2 separate regions of the Homo sapiens genome follow, and region 1 is linked to region 2. Evidence: read pairs that join two places in POLR2A ChIA-PET (ENCODE). Cell type or tissue: IMR-90. All regions are shown on one strand. Links, peaks and the distances in the headings refer to the core of each region. The heading gives the core; the rest is flanking DNA. Region 1 overlaps FAM13B (family with sequence similarity 13 member B). Region 2 overlaps NME5 (NME/NM23 family member 5).

What was found. Peaks named below come from ENCODE experiments on the same cell type or tissue, not always from the same donor. Only the 100,000 strongest peaks of a DNase experiment are listed, where the experiment ranks them.
Region 1: POLR2A ChIA-PET joins it to region 2 with 14 read pairs; 2 of 35 experiments call an interaction of 5 or more read pairs at or near these places.

What each region holds. Positions count from the first base shown.
Region 1 is chr5:137,948,704-137,960,737 of GRCh38, forward strand. FAM13B (family with sequence similarity 13 member B) reads right to left here. Exons shown (of 24, transcript NM_001385994.1): 12 at 11,463-11,511; 13 at 10,913-11,060; 14 at 7,774-7,839; 15 at 5,463-5,673; 16 at 4,633-4,762; 17 at 3,925-4,006; 18 at 252-481. Among named protein-coding and RNA genes, the nearest start is that of PKD2L2, 65 kb to the left of the region's middle. RefSeq lists a silencer at 5,504-5,704. In IMR-90, for the core only: no CTCF peak of the experiment used is centred there; a DNase peak (open chromatin) is centred at 5,628; H3K27ac peaks cover 326 bases.
Region 2 is chr5:138,124,168-138,136,201 of GRCh38, forward strand. It overlaps NME5 (NME/NM23 family member 5), which reads right to left. Exons shown (of 6, transcript NM_003551.3): 3 at 5,096-5,301; 4 at 4,312-4,412. Among named protein-coding and RNA genes, the nearest start is that of NME5, 9.2 kb to the right of the region's middle. RefSeq lists a silencer at 8,319-8,519. In IMR-90, for the core only: a CTCF peak has its summit at 9,470 (motif pointing left); a DNase peak (open chromatin) is centred at 9,454.

The sequences.
Region 1 (12,034 bases), core at 1,276-9,275, 180 kb before region 2:
CTCATCTTGCCAACTGACTCCAACATAAATGAACTCATCAGCATTCTAGTTTTTTCAGTTTTATTATGATTCAATTCTTGAAGTATTTGGCACTTCTGTTATGCTGATTAAATCATGTTTCTGAATCTGCAAAGATGGGGAGCAGATTCAGGAAAATCAGACTACCTAGACATCTCTACCCTGCTATAGTAATTATTTTGTTTCAGGAATTCTAAAGGCTAATCTGGGCAAAAATCATAGCTCAAGATTACCTTGATATCTTCTGGAAGACACCTCTCAATACGTTTTTCTTTCAGTCTTTTAAGAATAAGTTCAAGGGTTGCTTCTTTAGATGGTTTTTTCTCCTTCTGAATGACCTTGGGTTCATCTTCATTCTCTTCATCTTCATGGTCTAGAGAAGAGCCAAAGCTTTTTGGAAGTGTGTTACTACGTGGACGTGTCTGAGGTACAAATTCTCCATCAGAATTTTTGTGTTTTGCATCTACATGTCAGAAATAAGGACAGATCAGTAATAATTGGTTTTAGCTTTGACCGGGTCAAAGAATAAGCAAAATACACAACAAGAAAGTATACATTAACAGCACACAGACTTAGATATTTCAAAGCCAAATAAAACATTTAAGAAGCAAAAAACAGCAAGACAGCTATTCTAGGCTGGGTGTGGTGGCTCACACCTGTAATCCCAGAACTTTGAGAGGCTGAAGCAGAAGGACTGCTTGAGCCCAGGAGTTTGAGACTAGCCTGGACAACAGAGTGAGACCCCATCTCTACAAAAAATTTTTTAAATTAGCCAAGGCTGGGTGTGGTGGCTCACGCCTATAATCACAGCACTTTGGGATGCCAAGGTGGGTGGATCACTTGAGGTCAGGAGTTCGAGACCAGCCTGGTCCACATGGCAAAACCCCGTCTCTACTAAAAATACAAAAGTTAGCCAGGTGTGGTGTCATGTGCCTGTACCTGGTGGCACACACCTGTAATCCCAGCTACTCAGGAGGCTGAGGCAGGAGAATCACTTGAATCCAGAAGGCGGAGGTTGCAGTGAGCCAACATCAGCCAATGCACTCCAGCCTGGGTGAGACAGTGAGACTCTGTCTCAAAAAAAAAAAAAAAAGCTGAGCACTGTGGCACATGCCTGTAAGTCCCAGCTACTTGGGAGGCTGGGGTGGGAAGACCACATTGAGCCTGGGAGGCTCAGGCTGCAGTAAACTGAGACTGCACCACTGCAATGCAGCCTGGGCAACAGAGTCAGACCCTGTCTCAAAAAAACACAAAAACAACAACAAAAAAAGAGAGAACAAGCTATTATTTTTATATCCATAGAGAGCCTATTATTGAATAAAATGCTCTGATGGGCATGGGAGATACAGAAGAAAACAAAACAGACATGGTTCCTGTTCTTGTGGAGCATATATTCAGAGAAGGAAAACAATAACCAAATACTCAGATTAGTAAAATAACTTTAAAGAATGCTATGATCTATAGGTAAAACAGGGTAGAGTCACAGCGCTAAAAGGAGTATAATTTGTGGAGGAACAACTACATTGGACGGGATTGACAAAGAAGACCTCTCTGAATAGTATCATCCTGGTAGAATACGGAATAAGGAGCTTGTCTAGCACAAAGGATTTAGTGGAAGGGCATCTGTCCCCAGTGAGGCAATAGCCAGTGTGAAGGTCCTAAAGCTTGGCAAGTTTGAGGAACAGAAAAGAGATGAAAGTGATAAAATCGGCCAAGGGCAGACTGTGCAAGGCCTTGAAAACCACAGTAAGGAGTTTTGACTTTATTCTAGGTGGAAGCCCACTGAAGGGCTTGAAAAAGAAAGTAGTAAGACTATTTATTTTTCTTTTTGAGACAGGGTCTTGCCCTGTCACCCTGGCTGGAGTACAGTGGCACAAACATGGCTCACTGCAGCCTTGACCTCCTAGGCCTAAGTGGTCCTCCTGCCTCAGCCTCCAGAGTAGCTGGGACCCAGGCTAACATGACTTTTTTAAAGATAATTCTGACTACCATGCAGCAGACGGACTACAGAGCAGTAAAAGTGAAAGAAAATGGGAAAATTAGGAGGCCAATGCTAGACAATTTAATGGTATCAACTACTAATAAAATCAAGGTAATAATTTTCACTGATGACTGGAAATTGGCATTAAACAAGGAAATCTTTAACAGAAGTATAGGGGAAAATTAAGTGATACTCTAAAGAGGAGTTAAGAGACATTATCTTGGCCGGGTGAGGTGGCTCACGCCTGTAATCCCAGCACTGTGGGAGGCCAAGGCAGACAGATGGCTTGAGCCCAGGAGTTTTGAGACCAGCCTGGGCAACATGGTGCAATGCCATCTCTACTAAGAATACAAAAAAATTAGCTGGGCATGGTGGCATGTGCCTGTAGTCCCAGCTACTCGGGATGCTGAGGTGGGAGGATCGCTTCAGCCCGGGAGGTGGAAGCTGCAATGAGCTAAGATCGTGCCACTGCACTCCAGGGCAACAGAGTAAAACCCTGTCTCAAACAAAAAAAAAAAAAAAAAAAAAAAAGGAGAGAGAGAGAGGCAAACATTATCTTAACCACAAGAATATAAACTCCATGACAGCAGGGACTCTGTCTGTCTTGTTCACTGCTATATCCCTAGTTGTCTACAAAGTATTTAGTACCTCAGAAATACTTAACACTTTACTGGGCTGGGCACGGTGGCTCATACTTGTAATCCCCACACTTTGCAAGACCGAGGTGGGAGAACTGCTGAAGGCCAGAAGTTTGAGACCAATCCAGGCACAAAGCAAGACCCCAACTCTATACAAAATTTTAAAAAATTACCTGGGTGTGGCAGTGCATGTCTGTAGTCCTAGCTACTCTTGAGGCTGAGGTGGAAGGATCACTTGAGCTCACCAGTTCAAGGCTGCAGTGAGCCATGACCATGCTACCACACTTCAACCTCGATGACAGAGCAAGATTCTGTCTCAAAAAAATAAAAAATATATATTTTTTTATTTTTATAGGCCAGGTGCAGTGGCTCACACCTATAATCCCAGCACTTTGGGAGGCTGAGGCAGGGGGATCGCTTGAGCCCAAGAGTTCGAGACCAGCCTGGGCAACATGGCAAAACCCCATCCCTACTAAAATTACAAAAATTAGCTGGGCTTGGTGGCGTGCACCTGTAATCCCAGCTACTCGGGAGGCTAAGGCACAAGAATCACTTGAACCCAGGAGGCAGAGGTTGCAGTGAGCTGAGATGGCGTCACTGAATTCCAGCCTGGACAACAGAGTGAGACTCTGTCTCGAAAAAATTAGAAATAAAAATAAAAATAAAAACTTTATTGAGTAAATTTAAACCAAAGTGATGCTCCAGATAATAAACCCCTATTTTGCATAATTTTTAAAGTAATAATTATTAAAACACATACTCACTAAACATCCACAAACTAAATATACTTCAACAATTACTATACTGGTTTGACACCCAGAAATGCAATGCCTAGTTTATCATTCAAGAGTTACAATTTAGTCTTTGTGGTATAAACGAGTCACTGTGATTAGACATTCTTAGTCTTAGATGAAAATACCTACCAAAAAATCTTAATGAAATATCCAACAAAACTCAAAGCTGCTTAATATCTGAAATATATTTTAGATAAACTTTATAACATCAGTTCACTTATTAATATACAATCTCAGGTATCTTTCAAAAAGATATTACTAATAAAAACACAAAAAAGACATTTAAAATATAATACAGAACTACAGTACTGTACTATAACACAGTACTACAGTATGCAATTTTGACCCTAATAAAACAAAAAAAGGTAACTTTTATTTTTGTCAAACAGTGCCCAAGATTTAAAATTATCAAAAGTTGTATTTGTGATTCTCAGACATTAATATAAAAAAATTTTTAAAATGCAAATATATTACAAAATGGCACATAATATACCTTTAATTTGCTTCCGCAGTTTTGTAAGCTCTGTCATCCATTTTAATACCTTTGGATTGGCAGCAATATCACTGTAGGAGGGCTGAAAAATTATGGAGCAGAATCACTGACACTTGTGATAAGCAATAGTTACATTAATTTATGTCCAAATAGTATTTTACAATTCCCACAGCAAAGACTGCTCAATTCTCATTTCATCTTATTTTAATTAGATAGGGCAGGATATTAAGTCAAGTTCTCCCAAGGTAAGGTCTCGTAACTGGCAGAAGCCAGATTTGAATATGGGTCTTCTGACTCCAAGTACAGGACTCTTTCCACTTCATATGTTCTAACTATTAAAATTCTCTTTCCCCTCCTCCACTCCATCCCTCACAAACTCCCTCTCCTCCCCACTTGGTACTTGTAGTTTTTGATAGAGCAGAAATAGCAGTAACATGATTTGTCAATGTAAAGTATTTGCTTTAAAAATTCTAAAAGCTGCTTTGCCAGTGGAAATATAAAGATGCCACGGTGCAAATGGCAAGAATACTGGCCTGGAAGTCAGGAGACCAAGGAGTTATATAATCTCAGATCTACATGATCACTGTTCCTCCGGGTATCTCAGATTTGTTACCTTTCTCACACAGATCTAAACTAATGCTTTTGAAAAACTATCCTCTCAGTTCTAATATTAGATTAAGCTCACTCTGGGGAATGCTACAAACCTACCTTGCTATTTCTTTCCCTTTCAAACTGTTCCTCAAATTGTCTGATTTTCTTCTGAAGTTTCTTGACCAGCTGATAAGGTGTTCTGTCCTCTCTCTTTTCATCTTTTGAACTAAAGGATGATCTTCGAATTCTGAATTAAAACAAAAGGCCAACACTGTTAAATTTTCAAGTACCAACACTGTATCTCTTATTGCCCTGACATGGCACTATTAGCAATAAGTAAATCTTAAAGGTAAAAATAAGTCCCTAACACTAAAGGACAGGTAGTATAAAGAAACACTGTAATGTTACAGACCACAAATTTAGCTAATACAAGTGGTGATGAAAACAGTTTGGAATCATTTAAAACTGGTTTGGACAAAGGCAGCAAAGAAACAAAGATACCTAGCAGCTCAGAGCTCTTGTAACTGTTCAAACTGCATAACAAAGTTTTTGACATTCAGATCCATTTAAAGCTTTGATAAAAAAAGATTAGGAACTGCTCAGCACCATTTGCTGCTTCCTTTACAGAGCTCTGTATTTCAGCGATGAATACATAAATAAATGAATAATACACCACGAGAAAATGTCTATTTGAGAGCAAACTTCAAACGCTACACCTCACTGAACTCAGCAGGGTCAAAAAAAACCAAAACTTACAAAAATGTGCTCTATAAAATCAGTGAGAAAGCTCTGAATTCTATGTCTAGAAGACTCAATCTCTCTCTTTTTTTTTTTTTTTTTTTGAGATGGAGTTTCACTATTGAAGCCCAGGCTGGAAGACTAAATCTCTCAAAAGACTTGGGTACATAATAGGAATTGCCTCTTGTAAGTACATAAAAATCATATACCTAGTAAAAGACAGTGCTTTAGATGAGGAATCCAACTTTTCTGGATCATGTAGGAAACGCTGGCTTTGACCAAAATCTAAACTGCGGTGTGATAATACTGGAGGACAGTCCTCTTCCAAGGGGTGATGATTCATTCTTCCAGCTTGTGGAGACAGCTGAGCTTCTCCAGACTCAGAGTCCTCCTGCCAAGACTTAAAAGCAGGAAATGGCTCTATAAAACAAACACAAAGAATAGTACCATGGGTCTCTTGATTCCACGTGGGAAAAAAGTCACAAAATATCAGCTATGTGTTCCTTAAATCATATCATTATGTAGTGGTTCATATATACATACACACATACACACACACACACACACATACATGTGTGTGTGTATATATATATATATATAATCTTCATAAAGCCTACTATAGTTTAAAATTATTCAAGCTTCACTTTTTAGTCCAGAGTTCAATTTTTTTTTTTTGAGATAAGGTCTCGCTCTGCTGCCCAGGCTCTGGAATTCAGTGTCATGATGGTGGCTCACTGCAGCCTCGACCTTCTAGGCTCAAGCAATCCTCCCACCTTAGCCTCCCGAGTAGCTGGGACTACAGGCGCTTGCCACTACGCCTGACTAATTTTCTTTTTTTTGTTGTTGGTAGAGACGAGGTCTCACTATGTTGGCCAGGCTGGTCTTGAACTGCTAGGCTCAAGTGATCCTCCCATCTCAGCCTCTCAGTGTGCAGGGATTACAGGCATGAGCCACTGTGCCCAGCCCAGAGTTCTATTTCCATATAAATTTAAATTTCTGAACCCAGTGGCAAAGCAAGAAAGGACATTGTCAAGCTCTTTAAAACTCAATTTAATTCTAAAGATGTTATTTAATATAATTCTGAACTTTTCAAAAGATGTTTTATTTACAAATGTTAGTTTTCAAGTAGGGGAAAACCAGAAACAGCAAGAACTGAACAGTTCTTTCTTAGAAATTTAATTTAAAAGCCAAATGATGTCAGGTGTATGACCTGTCCCTCACTGTCAAATAGCTATATTAAGAAAAAGTGGGAGCTGTTCCCCATGTTACATGGAACACTCACCAAATGGAGTTCTCTGACTTTAGAAGAATTCTAATATTCCCAAAGGAGGAGCTAATTCACCTGACAGCACCTGGCCTCTAACATTAAACTGTGATGGTTATCTTCTGCTACAGGATTCCTATGTATAATATATATTTTAATAATACCCAACAGTGTTACTAAGACAAAACTTAATAGCACTAGGCCTTCTTAAGCACATTTACTTTACTGCAGTTATCCTGTATGCCCTCAAATGAAAGCTATGTTAATACATTTGATGTCTTTGCAAATATAATGTTTGATTACATATAGAACACATACAGATCATACACACAATCCACAAATATACCCCAAATACAACATTAAGCACAGGAGGGAAAGAAAAAATTCCCATCTACACATTAGCTTTTTATTTATTTATTTATTTTTTTAGAGATGGAGTCTTGCTCTGTCACCCAGGCTGGAGTGCAGTGGCACGATCTTGACTCACTGCAACCTCTGCCTCCTGGGTTCAAGCGATTCTCCTGCCTCAGCCTCCCAAGGAGCTGGTGTTACAGGCGCCTGCTACCATGTTTGGCTAATATTTGTATTTTTAGTTGAGATGGGGTTTCACCATGTTGGCCAGGCTGGTTACGAACTCCTGACCTCAAGTGATCCGCCTGCCTCGGCCTCCCAAAGTGCTAGGATTACAAGCGTGAGCCACCACGCCCGGCAGCTTTTTTTTAAGTAACTACACTTAAAAATTTTGATGCTATTGGCTATTAGCAATAGCGAAAATGAATGCAAAGAGGGCTTGACAGTGTCAAAATTCAAGAGTGATGTTTTCTTTTTCCTCACACAATAGCTAAGATCGCTGCTTTAGTAATTTAGTTTAACTTTATGCATTAGCAATTTAAAGCATTACCTTTCCTTTCAAAATAATAAGAACATAATTTAGTTTGTTTTTGAAGCCCAGATCAATCTGAGAATTAAAAATTGGGTACAAAGCGTGCAATCCCACAATAAACCCAACAATAAAGTGATTTTCAAAGCAACCCTTGTACCTGTGCCCCAGCAAATAAGTAACTGGTAGTAAACATTTTATGAGAAATATCCTATTTTAAGAAAAGACAAAAGTAATAGCAATTTTTTCTGGGTTCACTTTGAACCCAGAACAGTTTTCCTAAGATATGGGGACAGCAGGAGAAGGGCTTAATAAAAAGACAAACAAAGTGAACCATAAAAGGCAAAAAAACTAAACTATGGTGAACCATACTTACCCTCCCCATCTCTCTGCAGATGCATTGTTTTGAAATCAATGAGGGGAAAAGTGATAGGGCATGACGCTAATAAAATGGAAAAAATGGCAAAAAATACTAAAGTGAACACACAGCACAGTCAGAACAAACCATACACATAACACAAAGCCAAAGATACCAAAAACATTTCCCTAAAACCAGTTAGGCATTCTGTTCAAAAACGTTATTAAAAGAAATCACTACTAACTAGATTTTAACAAACACAAACATAACATTTCCATTTCAGCAAGCAATGCAAAAAAGGGGGGGGAAAACTCAAAGTCGTGCTATTTTATTAAAACTCAAACATAAAACTGAAGAAATGGAAATTCTTAAGCAGGTACTGTTTGAAGCTTTTCAGTGTAAATGATTTTAAAGGAAAATATCTCCCTTAGTTTGCTCTTTGAAAAAATCCTACTGCATTTCATTCCAGAGTTAGCAGGAGAGAATCTGAAGATGGTATCCACTTCCATTAAAAGTCAAAACTTTGCAAACAGCTGCTACAAATTCATACTGGTGACAGTCATGTGCTACCTGCTTGCTAACTACTACTGCATTCTGCTATTTTTCTTATCCTTTGAGGAAAAAACAAAACAGAAACTATGTACTTAGGAATAGTGACATAGGGCTCTATTTGGAGTCATCCCACTTCTCTACAAAGAGTCACATCAAACAAAGCATGTCTGATTCCAAGGTATCCAGGGTCTAAAGTAAGTTGGTCTCTTAAATAAATAAGACTTTTTCATTTAGAATATCCTAACTCCTGGCCGGGCACGGTGGCTCACACCTGTAATCTCAGCACTTTGGGAGGCCAAGGCGGGCGGATCACCCGAGGCCGGGAGTTTGAGACCAGCCTGACCAACACAGAGAAACTCCGTCTCTACTAAAATACAAAATTAGCCGGGTGTAGTGGCACATGTCTGTAATCCCAGCTACTCAGGAGGCTGAGGCAGGAGAATTGCTTGAACCTGCGAGGCGGAAGTTGCGGTGAGCTGAGATCGCCCCACTGCACTCCAGCCTGGGCAACAAGAGCAAAACTCCGTCTCAAAAAAAAAAAAAAAAAAAAAAATTGGAGGAATATCCTAACTCCAATCAATGTTTGCATTAGTGACAAAGTTAGAAGAAACAACATGGTCTACAAACAGCCACTCTACAAAGCACATGCACAGTTCATGGCTGGGAAGTTCGCTCAGGTGTCTGTAACTGTCGGCTTTCTGAAAGTTGCGGACCCCTATTTCTGGAAGAACAAGTAGGGGACCTACATAGACTTGTTTAGGCTGTTGAACCAGGGCAGCTCAGGCACTGAAAATCAGGCATCAGCAGCCTACAGGTTACCTCCTTTATCTATACCAAGGTATAGGTGCTGGATTCTGACATGGAAAAAAAAGACAGTCCAGTATCAGGTTCTCTTTCAGGGAGACTCAAGAACGCTGACGCTAGACAGAGAAGGTCTATCCTCTTCAGACAATGAAAAACAATTATTCTTCTATGTTTAAAATTTAATCAGGACTCCCAGGCCAAAGATCATAAAGAACTATTTATCTGCATCTTCTAATAGGAAGAAACAAAAGTGCTTTATCAGAATCCAAGCTGCTTCCTTTGAAGACTCATTTCCTAGCAATGCTGCAAGGGATGCTCTGTCGACCACCATTCCTTTTATTTCAGCCACAATAAATAACAAAAAAGAACATTTAATCTTCAACTGCCACCAGTATGCTAACATATCCCCCAACACTGGGAAGCATCTTCATAAATTCCAGATGTCCTGAATAACCCAGAACAAAGCAAATTAAAGACAACTTTCTAATTTAGTCTAAGTTAAAACAGATAATATGCCACTGGGCATGCCAAACATCTAGACCTATATAAAAAGGAGGGTGGGGAGGAGATGGCAATAAAAATTGGCACAGACAATGACTTGGTTGGGGCTCTTAAAAAAAAATGCCTAGACCTTAAAAAAAAAAACAAGACCCACACACACTCCATTTGCGATCAGGTGAGTACACTTAAACAGTGCCAAAAGGAGTCCGTGGCACTGGCATTAGAATTCCTGTTATTGCCAGTGTATGTCAACAGATACTTGCCAAAGGTGAGACAACCCAGGGATCTTCATCCAAGTGAATGAATATGTAACTATCCTTAAGATTCTTGAGTTATCTCATTGTCTCTTTACCAAAGTGTATGATCCAGAAAAACTCCTAGATCCAAATTTATTGCTTGATTCCCACCCCCACTCAACATTTTATTTGAAAGTTTACAAATACATAGCAAAATTGAAAGAACTTTACACTGAATATCCATATACCAATCACAATCTACCATTAACATTCTACTATACTTGCTTTATAACATTTATCCATCCCATTAACCATCTTATTTTTTTCATGGATTTCAGAGTAAACTGCAGGTATCAGTAAATTTCCCCATAAACACTCCAGCATGCAAATCATCCACTGAAGTTCAGCATTTGTTTACAGTTTTTTATCCTCTTGAAGTAAAAAGAGAACTTTATATACAAAGAAACACAAAAATCTATGTATTTGCTGAGTTTTGAGAAATGCATATACCCATGTTGTTTGCTTGTTAAATTTTAACTTCTCTCCTTTGTGCAAATTTTTAGAGTCCCCTGCACCATACCTTCATAACCTAAGACAGAAATACAGGAATATGGTACAATATTTGTTTAGAAGTACCCTTGAAGGTCATTTTTCAAAAAAGTACTACTGATGATACTAAGGACAAGGTAATTATACACGCTCTGCTTAAACTGGTGAGATCCCTAAGCCTTAACATACTGGGCTTCCAAAGACTAGGAGATAGCACCTGATTTAAATATTAACAAAAACGTATGCTGGGTGACTTTTTAAAAAAATCAGTTCTAACATCCATTTTCAAAGCTGTTGATGGATCAGACAAGAACTTCTAGTTCATATGAGATGCTGCCCCAAAATCTCAGTGTGTTTCACTAAAAACACCCACTTGTTCATCTTACATGAAAGGGAGAACAGAAGATCAAGATGAATAAGGTTATCCAGAAAAGGGCTGTAGTCTTATCATTGCTTAGGGTAATTTCGGTTACAAGTAACATTATCAGGAAAATAATGCGTGTGGGTAAAATTACCTTCCCATTTATCACCATCAGAAACATTCTTCAGATCTAAATGTGGAATACTGACACACGCTGCTTCCCCTTGAACACCAACACTCTGACCTCCTGGTACTTCTGATTCAGTGTTGGCATTCAAATCACATATCTTGCTACTAGAATCCTGTATTTTAAAATAAAGAATATATTTCACAACTACGGAAGCTTTTCACACCCAGCTTAAACACATCCAGCACATATCCAAGTGTAGTCTTCATTAGTTTACTGTGCCTATACAGCCAACTGTCCCACTCCCACTGTGCAAACTATTTTCAAATATAAACATGCAGTTTTAGAATATGTCTTATTGGAAGACAAGTTTGGATCCCAAATTCAGGAAAGTGTTTTCACAACCAAGTCTCTTGTAACCAAAAGTGGCAAATTAAGTTGCTGTTTAACTGTAAAATATTTGGTAAGAGTATTTATATTTAAATCTTTAAACCTAGCTAACCCACATTAAAGACCAGACATAACAGTTTAAACCTAGGCAAGTTTTTAAAGACTAAGACAAAAAAATAGTTCTTACCAGAATCAAGTGTGACAATTTATCACTGTCAAATAACAAATATTCTTCCCTAAAAATACAAGTAAAGTTGTTAGTATATTAAGAATAAAAAGGCTACTATCATTATATATTTCTTACCTAGATTCCTCTACTCCATAACACAGTTAGCATTTACAATGTGCGAGGAGAAAATGCCAACTGGACACATGCCCATTCTTTGGAGCCCTATATCTGAAAAATCACACAATACTGAAAAGATCCACAGAATCACTTCGGGTTTAGAAAAATCAAGTAACAATCCCTACTCCACCCCACAAACCACAGCAAAAAAGAAAAACCTTTATAAAATGAAAACTAAAATCCACAGTAAGTAGAAACCCAAAAGAATGAATGTATAATAAAGATTTTATAAAATAAATGTTTTAACCAAATAAACAGCTCTATTCTCTCCATTCTTGAGACTTTCAAAGAAAACTTTTTAAAAAGGTATCACTATGTCTTTTACTTTAAACTTGACTGTATTCTATCACAAGGATACTACTTCCAATCAGAGAAGGTTACTACTTCCAAACCTTTCCCTCCTCAAAATATAA
Region 2 (12,034 bases), core at 3,330-11,329:
TTGTATTTTTTTTTTAGTAGAGACAGGGCTTCACTTTGTTGACCAGGTTGGTCTTGAATTCCTGACCTCAGGTGATCTGCCAGCCTCGGCCTCCCAAAGAGCTGGGATTACAGGCGTGAGCCACCACACCCGGCCTTAAGCACCTTTTCATATACTTGTTGGTTATTTGTATGTCTTCTTTAGAAAAATATCTATTCAAGTCCTTTGCCCATTTTTTAATTGGGTTATTTAGGGGTTTTTTGGATATTGATTTGTAAGAGTTCCTTATATATTTTAGACATTAACCCCTTATCAGATACATGGTTTGCAAATATTTTCTTCCCTGGAATTGTTTTCTTAATTTCATTAGTGAATTATTCATTTATTTATTTATTGAGAGGGTCTCACTCTGTCACCCAAGTGAAGTACAGCAGCGCAAATGCAGCTCACTGCGGCCTCGACCTGCTGGGCTCAAGTGAATCTCCCACCTCAGCCTCCCAAGTAGCTGGGACCACAGGTGTACACCACCACCCCCAGCTAATTTTTTTATTTTTGGTAGAGACAGGGTCTTGCCATATTGCCCAGGCTGCTCTCAAACTTCTGGGCTCAAGCAATCCTCCTGCCTCTGCCTCCCAAAGTGTTGGGATTACAAGTGTTAGCCACCATGCCAGGCTAGGGCTGAATAAATTAATGAGAGAATAAAAAGAGTGTTTTCATGTTTCTTACATGGATGAACTTTAAGTTTTTTAAGTTTTCTCTCATCCTTGTTTTATTTATTTATTTGTTTGTTTGTTTGAGACAGGGTCTCACTCTGTTGTCCAGGCTGGAGCACTCTGGTGCCATCACAGCTCAAACAGCCTTAACCTCCTAGGCTCCAGTGATCCTCCCACTTTAGCCTCCAGAGTAGCTGGGACTACAGACATGGGCCACCATGCCCAGCTAATTTTTTATTTTTTGTAGAGATGAGATCTTGCTATGTTGCCCAGGCTGGTCTCCAACTCCTGGACTCAAGTGATTCTCCCGCCTCAGCCTCACAAAGTGTTGGAATCACAGGTGTGAGCCACCACACCCAGACTGTATATTTATTTTCAAATATAATCATTTTGATAGCAGGGATATCTTCTTATTCAGCTTTGCATTTATGGCAAATAGTAGGCAACTTAATAAATTTGTTGAAGAAATGGAATATAGCAAAACTTTGAATTAGCCATTTATATTAAAAGGGAAAAGAGACCAGCCTGGGTAATGTAGTGAGACCCCATCTCTACAAAAAAATTAAAAAATTAGCCGAGCATGGTGGTACACACCTGTAGTCCCAGCTACTCAAGGGGCTGAGGTAGGAGGATTGCTTGAGGACAAGAGTTTAAGGTTGTAGTGAGCTATGATTGCACCATTGCATTCCATCTGGAGTGACATGGAGAGACCCTGTGACCACCCCCCAGAAAAAAGGGAAAGAAGAGAGCATTACTTTTTTCTTTTCTTTTCTTTCAGACAGTCTCACTCTGTCACCCAGGCTGGAGTACAGTGGTACAATCTCGGCTCACTGTAACCTCTGCCTCCCAGGTTCAAGTAATTCTCCTGCCTCAGCCTTCTGAGTAGCTGAGATTACAAGCGTGCGCCACCACGCCTGGCTAATTTTGTATTTTTAGTAGAGACAGGGTTTTACCATGCTGGCCAGGCTGGTCTTGAACTCCCAACTTCAAGTGATCCATCCGCTTCAGCCTCCCAAAGTGTTGTGATCACAGTTGTGAGCCACCACGTCCAGCCAGCATTACTTTTTTCAAGGGTTAAGAACATGCCTTTAAATATCTTGATAACTTGCTTGAGTGAATCATCGTATAAAGTTTTGCACATAGTTGTTCATCAACTGCTAAGTAAGAGGACGCTCATACCACAAACTCTGAGTACTTGCTCCAAAGAACTTCACAGCAAAAGAGCTACAATGTGCTAAGTAATTAATGATTTTATATTTATCCTACAACTTGCTGCTTCTCAAATGTCTAACTATATCTCTAAACTCATGCCTAGCGGATTAATTTAATGAGTAAAATCAAAGGCAACTGAAAATAACAGTTGGCTGGGCACAGTGGCACAGTGGCTCATGCCTGTAATCCCAACACTTTGGAAGGCAGGTGGGAGTATTGCTTGAGCCCAAGAGTTCGAGACTGGCCTGGGAAACATGGCAAAACTCCGCTTCTACAAAAAACTTGAAAAACTAGCCAGGTGTGGTGGTGCACACCTGGGGTTCCACCTACTCCAAAGGCTGAGGTGGGAAGATTACTTGAGTCTGCGTGGTCAAGGCTGCGGTGAGCTGTGATTGTGCCACTGCACTCTAGCCTGGGCAACAGAGTGAGAATCTATCTCAAAAAAAAAAAAAAAAAAAAAAAAAAGAAAGAAAGCGAAAAGAAAGAAAATTACAGTTTAGGAATATAATCCTATGAGTAAGAAGAGCTTCCAAATATACCTTCTATTTAAGATAAAATGAAATTTTATCCTGTTTTATTTAAAAGCTAAAGAGAAGTCAGGCATGATGGTTCATGCCTATAATCCCAACATTTTGGGAGGTAGAGGCAGCAGTATTGCTTGAGCCCAGGAGTTCAAGACCAGCCTGGGCAACGTAGTGAGATTTCATGTCTATAGAAAATATAAAAATTAGCCGGGCGTGGTGATATGCGCCTGTGGTTCCAGCTACTCAAAGGCTGAGGTGGGAGGATCACTTGAGCCCAGAAGGTCGAGGCTGCCATGAGTCGTGATCATGCTACTGCACTCCAGCCTGGGTGACAGACTGAGACTCCATCTCAAATAGATAAATAAATAATAAAAGCTAACGAGCAAAAGTCTAATTCACTTGTAAGACTAATATAAAGTGCTACCATATTAAAAAGACCTCTCGCTGGGCACGGTAGCTCACTCATGTAATCCCAGTGTTTGGGGAGGCTGAGGCAGGAGGACTGCTTTGAGAAAAAATATATATTTCTAAAAGTGGTTTTTGTTTGTTTGTTTAAGAATCAGGGACTTTTCAGACTGTACAGAAAGGAGGGAAGCAGGTCTTCCCCTGGGAGGATGACTGAAAGGCCAGTGGAGAAAAGTTGTCAGCCCATTGTCAGGTCAGCATCAGGCCGTTACCGACCCTGTTGGCACTAAAAAGTAACAGATCAAGTATTCAAAATGTGAAATGTATTTATTTTGAATTCAGAAATTCAAACAACAGTGATACTGTTGTATCACATCAGTTATTCAAAACATGTGAAATCTCCAAAAAAAAGAAAAAAAATATATCAGGAACTTTTAAATCTCCAAGACAGTTTTCTGTTTTATTTGAATGAATATCCAGTGGAAAATACTGAGGAACAGATCTAAATGACTTAGGGAAAAATAAGTCATAACAGGAAAAATAACATACTAAAAAAATCCAAAATTTTGCTCAATGCTTTGCATTTTTTTCCTTATAACAAAAATCACCAAATTTTATTTCTGCTCTAAAAATATTAAAAACAAACCAAAAACTTCAGTGTTCTTCCTCGTATGTCCACTTCTCAAAGGTTTACAACTTCTCTAACAGTAAGGAAACAAAAAAAGGGACTAGTTATTAATTTCTCAATTGCATGAGACTTTGTTAGGCAAACAGTAAATTGTTACAGAAGACGGTAAATCAAATGTAGTTTCCTAGAGAGACTATTTTTCTCATGTGTCACAAACTCTACTGAACCTTTCAGGATAACTAGAAAGAACTGTTACACAGAAGAATATGTCTAATGCAAGAGAAAAGAAAGAAAAAAGAATTAAGCTGGGTGTGGTGGCTCACACCTGCAATCCCAGCACTTTGAGAGGCCAAGGCAGGCAGATTACTTGAGCACAGGCATCTGAGAGTATGCTGGGCAATACGGAGAGACCCCATCTCTCCAAAAGATAAAAGAAAATTAGCTGGGCATGGTGGCATGCACCTATAGTCTCAGCTACCCGGGAGGCTAAAGTGGGAGGATCACCGGAGCCCAGGAGTTTGAGGCTGCAATGAATCAAGATTGTGCCACTGCACTTCAGCGTCGGCGACAGTGAGACACTGTCTTAAATTTTTTTAATGTTAAAAATAGATAAATAAATAAAAATTAAACACTTCTCAAAAGACTCCCTAAAGGGCACAATTTAGTTGTTAGGGAAATGTCAAGTTTTCCATTTGTGGCTTCAAGTTTTTAAGTAACTACAACTTGAAAACATAACAAAATATACTGGAAAAAAAATTATTTTATCTTCCTTCCCAGCTATATCCGCAAAATAAAAGAAAAAGCAAACAATAAGGAGATGCAGTTGACAAGTTAGTCATCTGTAACTCACCTTCAGGAAACATAAAACGTATTTCTCTTTCCGCAGCAGCAAAGTCATTACTCCCATGAAGTGCATTCCTTAGGTCATCTGTGCCATAAATTGCCCTCAGACTAAAAACAAGTTAGAGATGACGTCCATCCAATCTAACGTCTATTCCTTACTTTATATGCATGCATTCCACTTAAGAATTTTACAAAAGCATTGCCACTTCTTACATATGAAAGCTTCACAATTTATGTCAAATTTAAGCTTAAATTTAAGCTTATCTATCTAGATAAGGATCAAATATATTTACGTCTGCAGGAGGAATACACTGAGAAAATAGGAGTTCTCTGGATAAAAACGTGGTGTTGTTTTGTGAGAAGTAAAAAAGCAATGCACATTCAAAAGTGCAAGAACTCAATATCTTCTTGTTTCCATACATTAGCAATAATGCTGAAAATTTGAATTTCTGTTCCTGTATTACCATTATTCTTTTAAAATACCATTCCAATTTTTCCATCTAAAAATCCTACTTCAGTGGCAGTTTAAAGGTTGAGAGAATAAGGGTAATCAACTATAAATCAGACATTCTCTGTTGCTTTTTCTGGTAGGTAGTATTAAAATAGACATTTAACACTTTAAAATGTAAAATGGACCCCCCAGGCCCTGCCACCCTCTGCCCCCCAAAAAAGTTGATTTTGGAAAACTTCCAAATAAAAAAAAAATTCCCATTACAATGAAATCAGATTTTTTTTTTTCATTTTCACAGATGGATTCCATTCCCTGCCATCCCCCAAACCCTGAAAATTACCTGTCTGGATGTGTCTCCTTCGCTACTAAGCTATTATTTGGTCCCAAAAGTTCTAACCAATAAGAGATGGCTTTATGTCTAGCTAATATCATGGCGACAAGTGGTCCAGAACTCATGTAAGCTGTTAAGTTGGGGAAAAACATTTTTCCATACTTTTCCACATAAAAGTTACTACATTGCTCAGGGCTGAGGCGTAGTTTTCTTCTCTATAAAAGACACAAAGTCAACAAAAGCATTTAAAATGACAGTTCAATGATAGCTCATTAAAATCATTAGTAACTTGAAACTAGTACCAATCTGATTATAACTTCAAGGTTTATCTTTGTATTATGAAGAAAGAAAAGGATATAATTAAATGTATGCTGTAAATAAGATAGTAAGAGGAATTACTTAGCCTACTTAAGAAAAATTATGGCCGGGTGCGGTGGCTCATGCCTGTAGTCCTAGCACTTTGGAAGGCCGAGGTCGGTGGATTGCCTGAGCTCAGGAGTTCGAGACCAGCCTAGGCAACACAGTGAAACCCCGTCTCTACTAAAATTCAAAAAATTAGCCGGGCGGGCGGCATGCGCCTGTAGTCCCAGCTACTCGGGAGGCTGAGGCAGAAGATTTGCTTGAACCCGGGAGGCGGAGGTTGCAGGGAGCCAAGACTGCACCACTGCACTCCAGCCCGGGCGACAGAGAAAAAGAAAAATTATTCCAGTTAGGAAGCCTCCCTCAGCATATGTTTTGTCAGTAACAAATTTATCGCATCTCCTTCTTAAAGTAAATAACACTTCAATTAACAAAACTGGACTTAAAAATATTCCAAATTCATGTTTCTCTATTTGTGTTACTATTTTGGGAGCTGGTCTCATTTTAGTACTTAGAAATAACAGCTAGGCACAGTGGCCCATGCCTATAATCCCAGCATTTTGGGAGGCCAAGGCGGAAGGATCGCTTCATCCCAGCCAGGAGTTAGAGACCAGCCTAAGCAACGCAGGAAGACTTTGTTTCTATGAAAAATTTTAAAATCAGTCGGGTGTGGTGGTGTGCGCCTGTAGTCCCCACTACATTAGAGGTGGTGAGCCATGATAACACGACTGCACTCCAGCCTGGGCGATAAAGCAGACCCTGTATCAAACAAACTAACAAAAAAAGTAACATGTAGTATAATGATGCAGTAAAAAGTTTTTCATTTGAACGTGTGTTCTTTATTCTGGTTCTGTCATAAATATCTTGATTCACTGTAACATTAAGAAAAATTAGGCCAGGCATGGTGGCTCAGGCTTGTAATCCCAACACTCTGGGAGGCCAAGACAGGCAGATCACTTGAGGTCAGGGGTTCGAGAACAGTCTGGCCAACATAGTGAAACCCCATCTCTACTAAAAATACAAAAATCAGGCCAGGCGCGGTAGCTCACGCCTGTAATCCCAGCACTTTGGGAGGCCGAGGTGGGTGGATCACCTGAGGTCAGGAGTTCGAGACTAGCCTGGTGAACATGGTGAAATCTCGTCTCTACCGAAAATACAAAAAATTAGCCAGGTGTGGTGGCACGCGCCTGTAGTCCCAGCTACTCGGAAGGCTGAGGCAGGCCAACAGCTTGAACCCGGGAGGCAGAGGTTGCAGGGAGCCAAGATTGCACCTCTCCACTCCAGCCTGGGTGACAGAGCGAGACTCCGTCTAAAAAAAAGAAAAAAGAAAAATTAGGTCGGGTGTGGTGGCTCATTCCTGTAATCCCAGCACTTTGAGAGGACAAGGCAGGTGGATCACCTGAGGTCAGGAGTTTGAGACCAGCCTAGCCAACATGGTGAAACCCCATCTTTACTAAAAATACAAAAATTAGGCCAGGCGCAGTGACTCACGCCTGTAATCCCAGCACTTTGGGAGGCCGAGGTGGGTGGATCACCTGAGGTCGGGAGTTCAAGACCAGCCTGGCCAACATGATGAAACCCCGTCTCTGCTAAAAAAAAAAAAAAAAAAAAAAAAAAATTAGCCAGCCGTGGTGGCGGGCACCTATAATCCCAGGTGCTTGGGAGGCTGAGGCAGGAGAATCACTTGAACCCGGGAGGCAGAGGTTGCAGTGAGCCAAGATCGTGTCACTGCACTCCAGCCTGGGCAACAAGAGTGAAACTCCGTCAAAAAAAAAAAATACAAAAATTAGTAAGGCGTGGTGGTGCATGTCTGTAATCCCAGCTACTCAGGAGGCTGAAGCATGAGAATTGCTTGAACCCAGGAGGCAGAAGTTGTGGTGAGCCAAGATTGAGATAGCACCATTGCACTCCAGCCTGGGTAACAGGATGAGACTCTGTCTAAAAAAAAAAAAAATTAGATGCTAGTATGTTTCTCAATCTGAAAGAGTATGAAACACTCTGGACAAATAGATGTTATTTCCTTCACAAATGAGACTATAAAAATTAATCAGGTTTAAAAAATCATGGTAGCTCAGTCTAATTTGAAACTCATGCTTTCTCTAGAAGCAGCTATTTTGAGTGCTTTTTTTTTTTTTTATTTTTTTGAAACGGAGTTTTGCTCTGTCACCCAGGCTAGATAGAGTGCAGTGGTGTGATCTTGGCTCACTGCAACCTCCACTTCCTGGATTCAAGTGATTCTCCTGCCGCAGCCTCCTGAGTAGCTGGGATTATAGGTGCCTGCCACCATGCCTGGCTAATTTTTGTATTTTTAGTAGAGACAGGTTTTTCGCTTTGTTGGCCAGGCTGCTCTTGAACTCCTGACCTCAGATGATCTGCCCACCTTGGCCTCCCAAAGTGCTGGGATTACAGGTGTGAGCCACCGCGCCCGGCCTTGAGAGCTTTTAAAAAATTATTTATTACTGCTGGCCAGGCTCGGTGGCTCATGCCTCTAATCCCAGCACTCTGGGAGACCGAGGCAGGCGGACTGCTTGAGTCCAGGAGTTCAACACCAGCCTGGGCCACACGCAGAAACCCCGTCTCTACAAAAAATACAAAAATTGGTGGTGCACACCTGTAGTCTCAGTTAATCGGGAGGCTGAGGCACGAGAATTGCTTGAACCCAGGAGGCAGAGGTTGCAGTGAGCCGAAATCATGCCATTGCACTCCAGCCTGGGCAACAGAGTGAGACTTGGTCTCAAAAGAAAAAAAAAATTATTTATTACTGCTGTTTTTTCAATTCCACTAAAGGTGGGTGAGGAGAGAAAATGCTCAAAATATAACAGAGGGATTCAAAGTAGAAATCAAAGAACCTCTGCCTGCAGTAAGGATGATGAAAAATGGAGATATGTCACTAAGTGAAGGCTAAAAATCTCCATGATTATGGCAGAAATCTGTCTTTCTAAAATGTCTTAGATTTTCCTGAGAGTAAGTGTGAATTTTACCAAGTAACTCACCTCTTAAAGCCCTTTCCAAAATTCCGTGTCTCCGCAGGCTTCAGAAACTTGGTAAAATTGCTTGGTTTGTAGCAAGGGACCAAACCGCCCAGAGCAAGAAGTTTAGGAACACGCTTACCTAGGTGGCATAGCTCTGCTATGAATAGGACCCACTGGATTCTCACCAGTGAAGGGCCAGTTACTATGAAAAAGGTGCTGACATTTGTTCTCAAATTGAAATTCATACAGCGATTAAATAAAAGATGTGAGAAATTACAAGAGCACCTGATTTAGCATAATCCTCCATTCTATTATCTAAAATTAAGACATGAAACTATGATTATGCGTATTAGCGTTTTTTTTTTTTGTTTTTTCTTGCTGAGTTTAAAAATAAAATCTCATCTGTTGTAATGTAAGCCCTTATCTGCCACTTGCCCCTTAAAAAGCAGGGGAACCTACCTTCTGCAGGTATGCCAGCCAATGTAGCACAATTTTTAAAATTAAGGGTTCATCTTTTTTTTTTTTTTTGAGACGGAGTCTCATCTCACTCTGTCCTCCAGGCTTGAGTGCAGTGGCGCGATCTCGGCTCACTGCGAGCTCCGCCTACTGGGTTCACGCCATTCTCCTGCTTCAGCCTCCGGAGTAGCTGAGACTACAGGAGCCTGCTACCACGCCCGGCTAATTTTTTTTTTTTGTATTTTTAGTAGAGACGGGGTTTCACCGTGTTAGCCAGGATGGTCTTGATCTCCTGACCTCATGATCTGCCGCCTCGGCCTCTCAAAGTGCTGGGATTACAGGCGTGAGCCACCGCGCCCGGCCTTAAGGGTTCATCTTTAAATAAAATTGATACTAAATCAATTATTCCATTGGTTGCTTTAAAACTGGATCAGGTGAAATTTTTTGAAATTAGGTTGAATAGTCTACAGCCATACCACCCTGAACACACCCGATCTCATCTGAAATTAGGTTGAATATTTTCACAGAGAAGCAGTGATACCAAGTACTATCAGAACAGAACTCTTAGTTTGTAACAAAGGCAACACTGCCATCTACTGAAATGACATATCATTTTTCAGCTTTTCCCTTAAGTGGGACAGGAAAGCCTCAAGTTCATTGGACTCCCAAGCCTATTTTAAAAGCATACAGTGCAAAGGACAAAACTTGCATAATTTCACTTAAATTAGATAGCTTGAATAGTCAAATTCCTACAGACAGCAAGTAGAATAGTGGTTATCGGGGATGGGGAAGAGGGAAGCAACGAGTTAGCATTAGGTAGAGTGTTTCAGTTTAAGATGAAAAGGTTCTAGAAATGGACAGTAGTGATGGTTGTACAACAATGTGAATGTACTTAATGCAACTGAAATGTACACTTAAAAACGGTTAAAATGGTAAATTTTATGTTGTGTATATTTTACCGCAATTAAAGCAAAAAATGAAGGATGTACCATGGCTGCCTTTGCTCTGAAAGTTACTAACTAGGGAAAGTGTCATATATATTTACATTAAATTTTTTTGTTTGTTTGTTTTTTCTGGTCTCAGTACATTGCCCAGACAATCTCAGTTCACTGCAACCTCCGCCTCCCGGGTTCAAGTGATTCTCCAGCCTTGCCTCCTGAGTAGCTGGGATTACAGGCATGCGCCACCACGCCCAGCTGATTTTTGTTTGTTTGTTTTTTGAGATGGAGTCTTGCTTTGTTGCCCAGGCTGGAGTGCAGTGGTGAAATCTCAGCTCACTGCAACCTCCGCCTCCCAGATTCAAGCGATTCTCCTGCCTCAGCCTCCTGAGTAGCTGGGATTACAGGCTCCCACCACCACGCCCGGCTAATTTTTGTGTTTTTAGTAGAAATGGGGCTTCACCATGTTGGCCAGGCTGGTCTCGAACTCCTGACCTCAGGTAATCCACCCACCTCGGCCTCTGAAAGTGCTGGGATTACAGGCATGAGCCACCGCACCCAGCCCTAATTTTGGATTTTTAGTAGAGATAAGGTTTCACCACATTGGCCAGGGTGGTCTTGAACTTTTGACCTCAGGTGATCCACCCGCCTCATCCTCCCAAAGTGCTGTGATTACAGGATTGAGCCACCACGGCCGGCTAATTTTTAATTTATAATTAACACTAGCCACTTAATTATTAAGTTTGTCACTTTTTTTTTTTTTTGAGACGGAGTCTCGCTCTGTCACCCAGGCTGGAGTGCAGTGGCGCGATCTCAGCTCACTGGAAGCTCCACCTCCCGGGTTCACGCCATTCTCCTGCCTCGTAGCTGGGACTACAGGTGCCCGCCACTGCGCCCGGCTAATTTTTTGTAGTTTTAGTAGAGACGGGGTTTCGCTGTGGTCTCAATCTCCTGACCTTGTGATCTGCCCGCCTCGGCCTCCCAAAGAGCTGGGATTACAGGCGTGAGCCACCGCGCCCGGCCGTCACTAAATATTTTTTAAAATATGGACTTTTTTGGCCGGGCATAGTGGCTCACGCCTGTAATCCCAGCATTTTGGGAGGCCGAGGCAGGTGGATCACAAGGTCAGGAGATCGAGACCATCCGGGCTAACACAGTGAAACCCCGTCTCTACTAAAAATACAAAAAGTTAGCTGGGCGTGGTGGAGGGTGCCTGTAGTCCCAGCTACTCGGGAGGCTGAGGCAGGAGAATGGCGTGAACCTGGGTGGCGGAGCTTGCCGTGAGCCGAGATTGCGCCACTGCACTCCAGCCTGGGCGACACAGAGCGAGACTCCGTCTCAAAAAAAAAAAAAAGGACTTTTTTTTCTTTTTCAAGACAGAGTCTCCCTCTGTCGCCCAGGCTGGAGTGCAATGGCACGATCTTGACTCACTGCAACCTCCGCCTCCCGGGTTCACGCCATTCTCCTGCCCCAGCCTCCCCAGTAGCTGAGATTACAGGCACGTGCCACCACACCCAGGTAATTTTCATATTTTTAGTAGAGACGGGGTTTCACCATGTTGGTCAGGCTGGTCTCCAACTCCTGACCTCAGGTGATCCACCCGCCTTGGCCTCCCAAAGTGCTGGGTTTACAGGCATGAGCCACTGCACCCGGGCAAAATACGGACTTTTAAAAAACTTAAATGGGACGCCTTTATCTGTATACTTCATTTATTTTTTCTAAAGTTAATGGGTAATATAATTACAGGATTCAAAAATTCAAAGCAAGACAAAAAGGTATATACTGAAAAATCTTATTCCTATCCATTTCCTAATCTACTCAGTTCTTCCTTGCCCTCAATAGGCAACCCTTTTTAAATGTTTATTTCCCCAGAATTCCATTTTTCAAATATTGGCAAACATGAATATATTACTTTGTCTCTATCACAAAAGGTTGGTACACATGATTTTGTGTTTTTTTTGCTATTTTGTTCTTTTTGCTACACACTTTGCTTTCTTCCGTTAACAGTACAGACAGGTTCCTCATTCTTCTATTTACAATTAGTTGCATATTATGCAATTTGATGGGTTTTCCAGAGTTTATTTAGTCCTGTCTCCCAATCTCCCAACCTGGGTTATTTTCAATCTTTTGTTGATAAGTAAACAATGCTGCAAAAAATAACCTGCATATATATCACTTCATATTAATACAGGCACCTACTGATGGGACTAAACAGGGCTCTG